Regions from separate parts of the Homo sapiens genome. Here all the other regions are linked to region 3. A link is a contact called in ENCODE Hi-C or POLR2A ChIA-PET data. All regions are on one chromosome and are shown on one strand. The core of a region is the stretch at or near the end of the contact, and the rest is flanking DNA. Distances in the headings are between cores, read along the strand shown.

What was found. A loop is a pair of places that touch in the nucleus more often than their neighbours do. ChIA-PET counts read pairs that join two places held with the same protein, here RNA polymerase II (POLR2A). Pooled maps may share reads with other maps.
Region 1: a loop to region 3 is called in a pooled map, with 6 times the contacts of the local background. The contact joins the promoter of CYP2R1 here to the promoter of EIF4G2 in region 3. A Hi-C loop is called at or near these places in 6 of 50 pooled maps. POLR2A ChIA-PET finds 5 or more read pairs at or near these places in 2 of 52 experiments (T-cell and activated CD4-positive, alpha-beta T cell).
Region 2: a loop to region 3 is called in a pooled map, with 4 times the contacts of the local background. The contact joins the promoter of ILK here to the promoter of EIF4G2 in region 3. A Hi-C loop is called at or near these places in 7 of 50 pooled maps.

Annotation. Positions count from the first base shown.
Region 1 is chr11:14,890,813-14,893,512 of GRCh38, forward strand. CYP2R1 (cytochrome P450 family 2 subfamily R member 1) reads right to left here and starts at 1,419. Exons shown (of 5, transcript NM_024514.5): 1 at 1,169-1,419. The coding sequence starts at 1,393. It also overlaps a transcript of PDE3B not described here. RefSeq lists a silencer at 927-1,166.
Region 2 is chr11:6,602,391-6,605,090 of GRCh38, forward strand. ILK (integrin linked kinase) reads left to right here and starts at 1,384. Exons shown (of 13, transcript NM_004517.4): 1 at 1,384-1,432; 2 at 1,790-1,970. The coding sequence starts at 1,882. It overlaps RRP8 (ribosomal RNA processing 8), which reads right to left and starts at 1,226. Exons shown (of 7, transcript NM_015324.4): 1 at 1,014-1,226. The coding sequence starts at 1,112. RefSeq lists enhancers at 459-1,000, 996-1,185, 1,776-2,015, 2,246-2,405 and a silencer at 1,256-1,465.
Region 3 is chr11:10,807,546-10,810,245 of GRCh38, forward strand. EIF4G2 (eukaryotic translation initiation factor 4 gamma 2) reads right to left here and starts at 1,381. Exons shown (of 22, transcript NM_001418.4): 1 at 1,160-1,381. LOC101928053 (a long non-coding RNA gene) reads left to right here and starts at 1,752. Exons shown (of 3, transcript NR_120540.1): 1 at 1,752-1,821; 2 at 2,312-2,376. RefSeq lists enhancers at 154-233, 964-1,223, 1,734-1,783, 1,859-2,465 and a silencer at 1,504-1,553.

The DNA.
Region 1 (2,700 bases), core at 169-2,668, 4.1 Mb after region 3:
GCTGGGATTATAGGCGTGAGCCACCGCGCCCGGGCACCTAGACCAATCCTTGTAAAAATTGGTTTAAGTAAGGATTTAAGGTCAAACCTGAAATACCACAGTTGCCAAACATCCCTGTACTTTTCCTTCAAAACACTGACCACAGCCTGTGGCCGATAATGAGATTAGTTTTCTCTCTCCCACTCATCTGCCAACTCCTTAAAAGGCTGTATCTGCCTTCTTCACCGCTAGCGTCAGGCCTGTAGTTGCATATAAATAAGTGTAATTCAAAACAAAACAGGTGAGCTCTGTCCCAGGACCCGTGGAAACTCCTGCCCCCTCCGGACGTCGGGACACCCACACACAAGCGGTGGTCGCCTTTTCCGCTGCCAGTCACAGGGCATTTCCGTGCTGCTTTCCCCTCCGCAGAATGAGGAGGAGCGAAGTACCGACCTCACCGGCTGGTTATGAGTTTTAAATGAGTCACCAAGTTGGCAGTGACAGTGGCACACAGAAGGCGCCTTTTAAGTATCTGCTAAGGTGCCGTTCCCAGCCAGTCAGAACGGCATTACCATCTGCGCTGTAGGACCCCCGCAGCGGATTTTAGTCATCAATTCATTCACGCGTTCACAATCGTTTCCCAGGGCCCGCTTCTCAGTCAGGGGCGTTCCCCTGCATTCTCCATTCTCACAGCAAACGCCTACACCAGTCGTTCGTCGACTGCAGACACCGAAGAACCTGCTATTAACCATCTAGAACTCAGAACGCCTTGATTTTCCGACAAGCCGCGTGCAGCTTCCACAGAGCTGCGAGGCCGACTCGCAAGACGCCCGCACCTGAGGGCATGCGTCCACCCTGGACCTGAAGTGGCGGCGCGGCTGGCGAGCCAAACGGCGCAGGCGCAGGAGCAAGAGCTCGAGCGGTAGCGGGAAAATCAGGACTGGATCGCCTCGGAGCCTCGGCCCGGAGTGGGTCACCGGCAGGGGCGGGGCTCCCCCTGCAAGGGGGCACGGCGTCGAGGACTTCTCCCTTCCAGACCCGGGAAGCGGGTGTCCCTCAAAGGGCAGCCGGCACACGGAGAGGTCCCGACTAGTCGGCCCAGGGGCGGCCATAAGTCCAACCAGGAAGGCCCTGGCCAGCCCGGGCCAGCCTGGCGGCCCTCCCTGCCCGGGGCCCGTCGGGGCTGTACCTCTCCGTACACCTGGCTCTGCTTTCTCATGTAGACATGGGGAAGCTCGGATGAGGCTGCCAGGGAATAGATGTTGCCGATAAATGGCAGCCCCGGCGGCCCCGGGGGGAAGCCCATCGGCCGCCTCTGCTTCAGCAGCTGGCGGACCCCTAGCGCGAAGAGCAGCAGGAAGAGCGCGCCGCCGAGCGCCGCCGCGCCCTCTTCAGCTCTCCAAAGCTTCCACATCGGCCCGAGCTGGAGGTGCGAACTCCACAGCAGCCCTGAGACCCAGGCACTCCCTCCAGCCCTGCCATACTCCCATTGGCAGGATACCCTCAGGTCCCGCCCTAGCTCCGTGGCCATTGGCTGACTGAGTGAGCGCTCAGGCCCCTTCGGGACAACTACCTTCTAGTTTTGCGCGGCTGAGAGTGGACTTTGCGGAGCGGGTGGCCGGTGCTACCCTTTGGAGGTGGCGCGGCTCTAGGCGGAGCAATGAGCCAGGAGTCCGTTTTCTAGAATGTTGACACAAGGGCATTGACGAGGTGTCAGGACGGCCTCACTCACTGGGCTAGGCGGATCCTGCCTCTCTGGGGCCAGACCTTTCTTAAAGTGTCTTTTTAAGTACCAGGTCTGCTTATTTCATTTCACACTAGGAAAACTGGAGAGATGATCAACACTGCAGTCTTTAGCTGAACCTGATACTTTTCAGAATTTCCAGTAGAAAATTGACCCATCAGTAGTAAAAGAAAGTAATTTTACTGTTTTGTCCTGTTTTACTATTTTTCTCCTGTTAATGTATTTTTGTGTGTGATCTTTTAATAATTGTGATGATTGAGCAGTTTATGTGATTAACTCAGTTTACCTATATTTGACCCCTCTCTGGTCTTTCCAAACTGATTACTTATTGGCAATCACGGGACTCTTGTCTGCACTTGTTCACGGAGAGTATTTACTATTCAAGATTTCTGCCTCCACTGCCTGGAATTAAGCAACTGATTTCATATTATTCTTGCTAATTGTTTTTATTCCTGTTTTCTATTGGGCAGTTCCTTGCAATACAGGACTTACTGGGTTTGGGACTCTTCTAACAGCTGCCCTCTAATTGTGATTTAGCAGTGGCATGAGTTTTATGGTCCTCATTAGCTTACGACTCATTCACACAACAAATATTTATTGAATGTCTACTATGTTCCCATGTCCTAAGCAATGGAGATACATAGGTGAATAAGAGCAACAAAGTCCTTTCTATAACTTACATTCTTATGAGAGGGAAGAGCAATGACATGGAAATACAATAATTTTCAATAATCAGAAGCAAACAAAAAGTGCGTTATAGAAAACGCCTGGTGGTTGGGGAGATACTTTAGCAGGCAAGGGCTGTCAAGGAAAGTCTTATTAGGAAGATGACATTGGAGCTGAGATCAACTGCTAAAGAAGTGTATTTGTTTCCTACTACTGTTGTAATAAATTACCACCAATCTGATGGCTTAAAACCACACAAATTTATTTTCTTACAATTCTTGAGGTGAGAAGTCCAAAATGAGTCTTCCAGG
Region 2 (2,700 bases), core at 134-2,633, 4.2 Mb before region 3:
GAGAGCAGAGAAACCACCTATCCCACTTTCTTCAATGTGTAAATGAGCTAATGGAGGTTTCCCCAAAGGAAAATGCAAAGGCCACAAGCAACAAGACCAAGGCCAGAGACCAGGAATTCCAACCCTTCACCTTGAGCTTTTGCCTAGAGCTGATACATTTCTGTAAGAGGTAAGGAGGCTTCTGAACACAGGAGACACATGATCACACACGTATATTAAATATTTAACATGTCTCTAGCTGCAGTGTAGAAAACAAACTGAAGGGGAGAAATTGCAGACAGAGAGGCCAGCGGCTTGGACAATGGTAATGGGGCTAGGGGATGAAAAAGGAGGAAACAAAGCAGGCCGATTCCATGTTGGAGGCAGACTGAAGGGTAAGAAAAGCCTGAGGAAGCAGGGCCCTCACATCTGCAGAGGCTCAAAGGAGAAGATGTATTGTCGGGAAGGCTGATTCTGTGTTGCAGTCCTACCAGGTAATCCTAGGCCAGGCACTTACCCTGATTCTAAGTTTCCCACACCCTCCTTTGAACAATGATACTGACAACTCTTACTGTCTCCAATCCATCCTCCACACTGTAACCGACGACCCTTTCAAAATACAAATCTGAAGAAATAATTCCATTGCTTAAAACCTTTCATTGGCTTCTATTCTCAATATACGCAAAACTTCTACCTCTTGAACTTGAACAGCATATATGCCCCTTTCATTTACTATGTATTTCAACCACAAGGACCACTTGTGTTTGTGACTCTGACAGAACATGCTCTCTTGTCCCAGGGCCCTTGTACGTACTTTTTCCTGTCTGAAGAACCCTCTTCGCTTCACCAACTTCTACTCAACAACTCTCTCTGACCCAACGTCAGTTTCTTTTGGAAGTTCTCGGATCTTCAGATCAGGACTCGCCCTTAACGGTGCCACAGGTGTCCCTCCCCGCAATACACACAGCGCTGGGATCCACCAATGTCCGCTTCGCGGCCTGAAACAGCTCCCATTGCTCCCGCGAGTCACTCACCTTGTTTTGCGAGGAGGCCGCAGGCGGAGGTCGTGAGATTACGGGCCCAAGGCCCGCGGCTACTGGGGCCGCCTCGGCCCACTCAGGCTCTTCGAACATGAGGGTCGGGAGGGCAGGGTCGCCGAGTCCCCGCTCTTCTCCACGTGCACAGCGCTCCTCTGGAAGTCGGAGCGCTCAGACCTGCCAGAACCGACCCGGAAACCAAAGCGTGACAGCCAGGGGTTGCTAGAGCGGCCGGCGCGGCGCAGCGAACCATCGAGTTTAGCCAGGCGCGGCTAGAAGGGCAGGGAGGCGGTGGGAGGGGAGGGACGGAGGCCCGCGCTGCCCAAGAGCGCCACGGGCGGGGCGGGGCCGGCGGCGGGCTGCGGGCGCGGCCGGACGGGAGTTCCCCGGAGAAGGATCCTGCAGCCCGAGTCCCGGTGAGTGCGAGAGGACCCGCGCCCCCTGTCACCCCTCACTTCTCCTGAGTCCCAAGTAAGGAACGGAGCCAACCCTGGGGAGGACCCCCGGTCCCCTCTCCCAGAGTATACGGAGCCTGAACCTCCCCACTTCCCCCAACTCTGTTCGCGGATAGGGTCTAGTTGCCTGCTCTCGGACATCCGTTCAGCAGACACTACCTCTTCGTCACCCCCTGCCCACCCTGACCCGCCTTTACCTCGCGTCTAGAGGACACAGCCAGGGATCATCCCGCAGCCCCGAACTCCTTCACAGACCCCCACTAGCCGGGGACGCAGCTCAGGCCCCCTACCCCCAACACAAACACTTCTCTCCTGTAGAGGATAAAGCTTGGGGTTCATCCTCCTTCCCTGGATCACTCCACAGTCCTCAGGCTTCCCCAATCCAGGGGACTCGGCGCCGGGACGCTGCTATGGACGACATTTTCACTCAGTGCCGGGAGGGCAACGCAGTCGCCGTTCGCCTGTGGCTGGACAACACGGAGAACGACCTCAACCAGGGGTGAGCTGAAACGGTTGGTGGATGAGAGGAAGGCTAGAGATCTCCTGGCTACGTGGAGTGGAGTGCTCATGTCTGGTGGTGGCGGCTGCCTTTGCTAGCCAGTGTAATGAGTGCTAAGCATAGCCTGTGGGGGGCAGAGGGTTTTCACAGAGGACGCAGTTTGAGCTGAATCTTGACTGCAGAATAAGAGTTTCACAGGCAGAGGCTACAGAGAGCTTTCCAGCCTCAGTAGACTGCATGGCCAAAGGCTAGGGGGCAAGGCACAGAGCAGAGAGAACAGGAAATTGTCTGGAGTTCCATATGGCTGGAGGATAGATGATCTCTGTGGGTCGGAGCATTGGGTACAAGAGGAAAAGAACAGGACATAAGACTGTAGAGGTCTCCAAGGATCAGCCAGATCATGCAAGCATATTTAGGCTATAAGAAGGTCTTTATTTTAAAAGCAAGGTTTTAAAGCTGTATAGTGACATAATGAGATTGTCCATTTTTCAGTATCGTCTTGGATGCTTTGTGAAGAGCAGGTGGAAAGGAGGCAATTGCCTAGTTCATCGTAGAAGTAATGATGTCTTGGACTAGAATTAGGGTGAGTGAAAAAGAGAAGTGATCAAATTCCAGAAGTCTTTAGGACGAAGAATTGTGGAACTTGGTGTGGGGAGTGAGTAAGGGCAAAGATGAGGACCAGGGTTCTGGCTTGGGAACTTGGTTGTTTTTACTGAGATGGAGAAAACTG
Region 3 (2,700 bases), core at 131-2,630:
CACCTGGAAATTCCCCGGTGTTCAAGGATGCAAAGAGACTTCGTAGAACACAAGAGCATTTTAAACGGCTCAGAACGAATCTTTTGAAAAAGCCACATTCTACTATCTTTAAAACTGAGCACTGAGATCAATAGAAAAGTCTAACTACAGACACGAGCAACATCACGTGGAAAATGTCTGCCCTAGGAATTTTTACTGCCTTGACGAGGCCAGCGACTAGATGAGGTCTCTCCGAAAGCTCTTCAGCAGTTTTCCCCTGTCCACCCTTTCGCCTCCTCCCCGTGGAGAGCTCGTGGAAAGACGCGCGAGAGGGGGCCGGGTGTACAGGACTAGCACTTGCAGGCGGAAGACCAGGGCCACAACATGGCAGCAGGAACCTCCGCCCCGTTTTTCCCTTCCTGGGAACAAAAGAGCGGAGCATTCCTCCCACCCAGGCGCAAGTTAGGGAAGTGCTTCCGACAACCTCCCCGCGAGGCCCGGGTCGCTCGACGGGGAGGAGCAGCTGAGGCCACCCCCGCCAGCCCGGCGCCCAGCTCTTTGTTCTCCAAGCAGGAAGGCGGCCTCCTGCCCACCCGCCGCCTCCAAGCGGGCCCCCTCCTGCACCATAAATCCCCCCGGGACTGACAACCGCCTCGCCACGGCCTCCTCTGCTGACAAAAGGGGCAGAAATCATCACTCTCTCTTTCCTCCCCGACGAAGGGCAGCCCCTGCCGACTCCAGGTCCTACACACCTCCCCGCCGGGAGGCCAGGCTCCGGGACGCCTGCGGTTCCCTGGTCCCGCGCCAACGGCCTGGCCTTCCCTGCCGGCCCGCGTGCCTCCCGCCACGGCGCTAGCGGTCCGAGCCACGCTCCCTCGCCGTCCGAGCACAGCCGTGCCTCGGTCCGCCACGGCCTCGTCCCTGCAGGCGTCGGCCATCCGGCCATGACCGCACGGCGGCCTGGCCAACACTGACGTTTTCCTTCTACTCCGTCAGCAACAGGAAGAGAGAACAAAAGCCAAGACTTTCCAGGTATCTGAAGCGCAGAGGAAATGCTAAAAAAGGGTCGCCCCACCCGGCTCCGCCTGCGGCCGCCATTTTGTACCACTCGAGAAGAAGCGACCAGGGACGGCGGCCATTTTAGAGCGCTCCACTCGGCGGCGGCAGCGGCTCAACTCACCTTCACCGAGAACTCAGCAGCTGCCACCGCAGCTGCCTCCTCAGGATCCGGTCGTCGGGGATAGGGAAGGGAGGGGAAAGGGGAACGGAAAACAAAAAAAAGGGGGAGGGAAGGGGGAGGAAGGAGTCGGGGACGGCCTCAAACTCAGCTCAGAGGAGTCGCTGCTGCAGCCGCCACTCGGTACCCGCTGCCACCTCCATAGAGCTCCGACTCACTGCTGGCGCTAAGGCGTGTCTGAAGCCGAACTTATCACTCTTGGGGCAGCCGAACCCACCAGAGTCTCCCCGAATGGCTCCTTCGCCGCCCAATCAGCGGCCCGGTTGCCGTCTGCCACCAATCCGCGCAGGGCAGCGAGGAGGAGCCACAGGGCTGAGCTCGGTTGCGGCGCAGCCCCGCCGCAGTGCGCAAAGCCATATTCGCGAAGTCTCTGAGGCTGAGCCAGTGGCGTAAGGGGCGCCGAGCGCTGTCGAGATGAGGGTTGCGTGCGTAAAGCCGGAGAGCCCTTTTGAGTCTGCGTTGGCGTGGCTGCTGCTTCTTGCTCCAGTCCCTTTGTTCACTGAGTCCATATGCCATGCTCCAGTTGTATCATCCCCTTTTCCCTCGACCTCGTTTTCTCACCGGGAATATGGGAAGAAAACGCACCCTTACCTCCCCCGAACCCTGTGCGTGGCGAGTGAGCATTGCTTTTCTTGGCGCCCCTTGGAGCTGTGGCTGCCCTCGCGTGCCTGGCCTCTCCCGGGGCTGAGCCCTTCGGGTTGAGGCCTGGAGCCCCCGGGCGCAGCGCCGGGACACTACCCGGCTCCAGGTCCTCGGCTTCGGCAGCCTTAGGGAACCCAGAAAGTAGTGGGGAGGAGGCGAGACGTGCGCCCGGATGCCAAAGGGGAGCTTCATTCAGCTCCTTATTGGCCCACCCCCTGCAGAGTGAATGAGAAAGTGATGAAAGGAAGGGGTTGATTTTCTTCGAACCGCACAGAAGAAGCTGCTTTTCCCATAGGAATGTCCGGCTGGCGGTCACCGAGGAAAACACCCTGTGTGTCAGACTTCCGCGGGTGTTTGGAGGATTTCGAATTGCTAGCTCCTGTTTTTTTTTGTTTTTTGTTTGTTTAAGTGCACGTTAAACATTGTCAGTTGTGTATTTTCATTTTATTTAAGGTTCACCATAAGAAATAGGATTAAGCTTTTCAAAGCCGGCAAGTTGAACTATTTATACTTACCAGGTAATGTATTGATGAGTACCTTATTCCATCGTTTGCGACATTGTAGCTATACTAAAATGGAGTCATACTTCCATAAACTTAAACAACAAAAATGTCCCCATCTCCATTTTAACATGTAGTACTTTTACAGTGTATAGTCAAAGGCAAGAATGTGTGTGTTTTAACATGAATGACTTTTAAAGTGTTCAGTAAGAGGCAGGATTTTCAAAGACCCAAACTTAACCTTTGATGTGTCAAAACAGCTCTTGGTATTAGAGCACCTGGTCCTTAATACAATTTTCCGGAAAATTGCAGTTTTTCCTACGACATTTAAATGTAATAGAA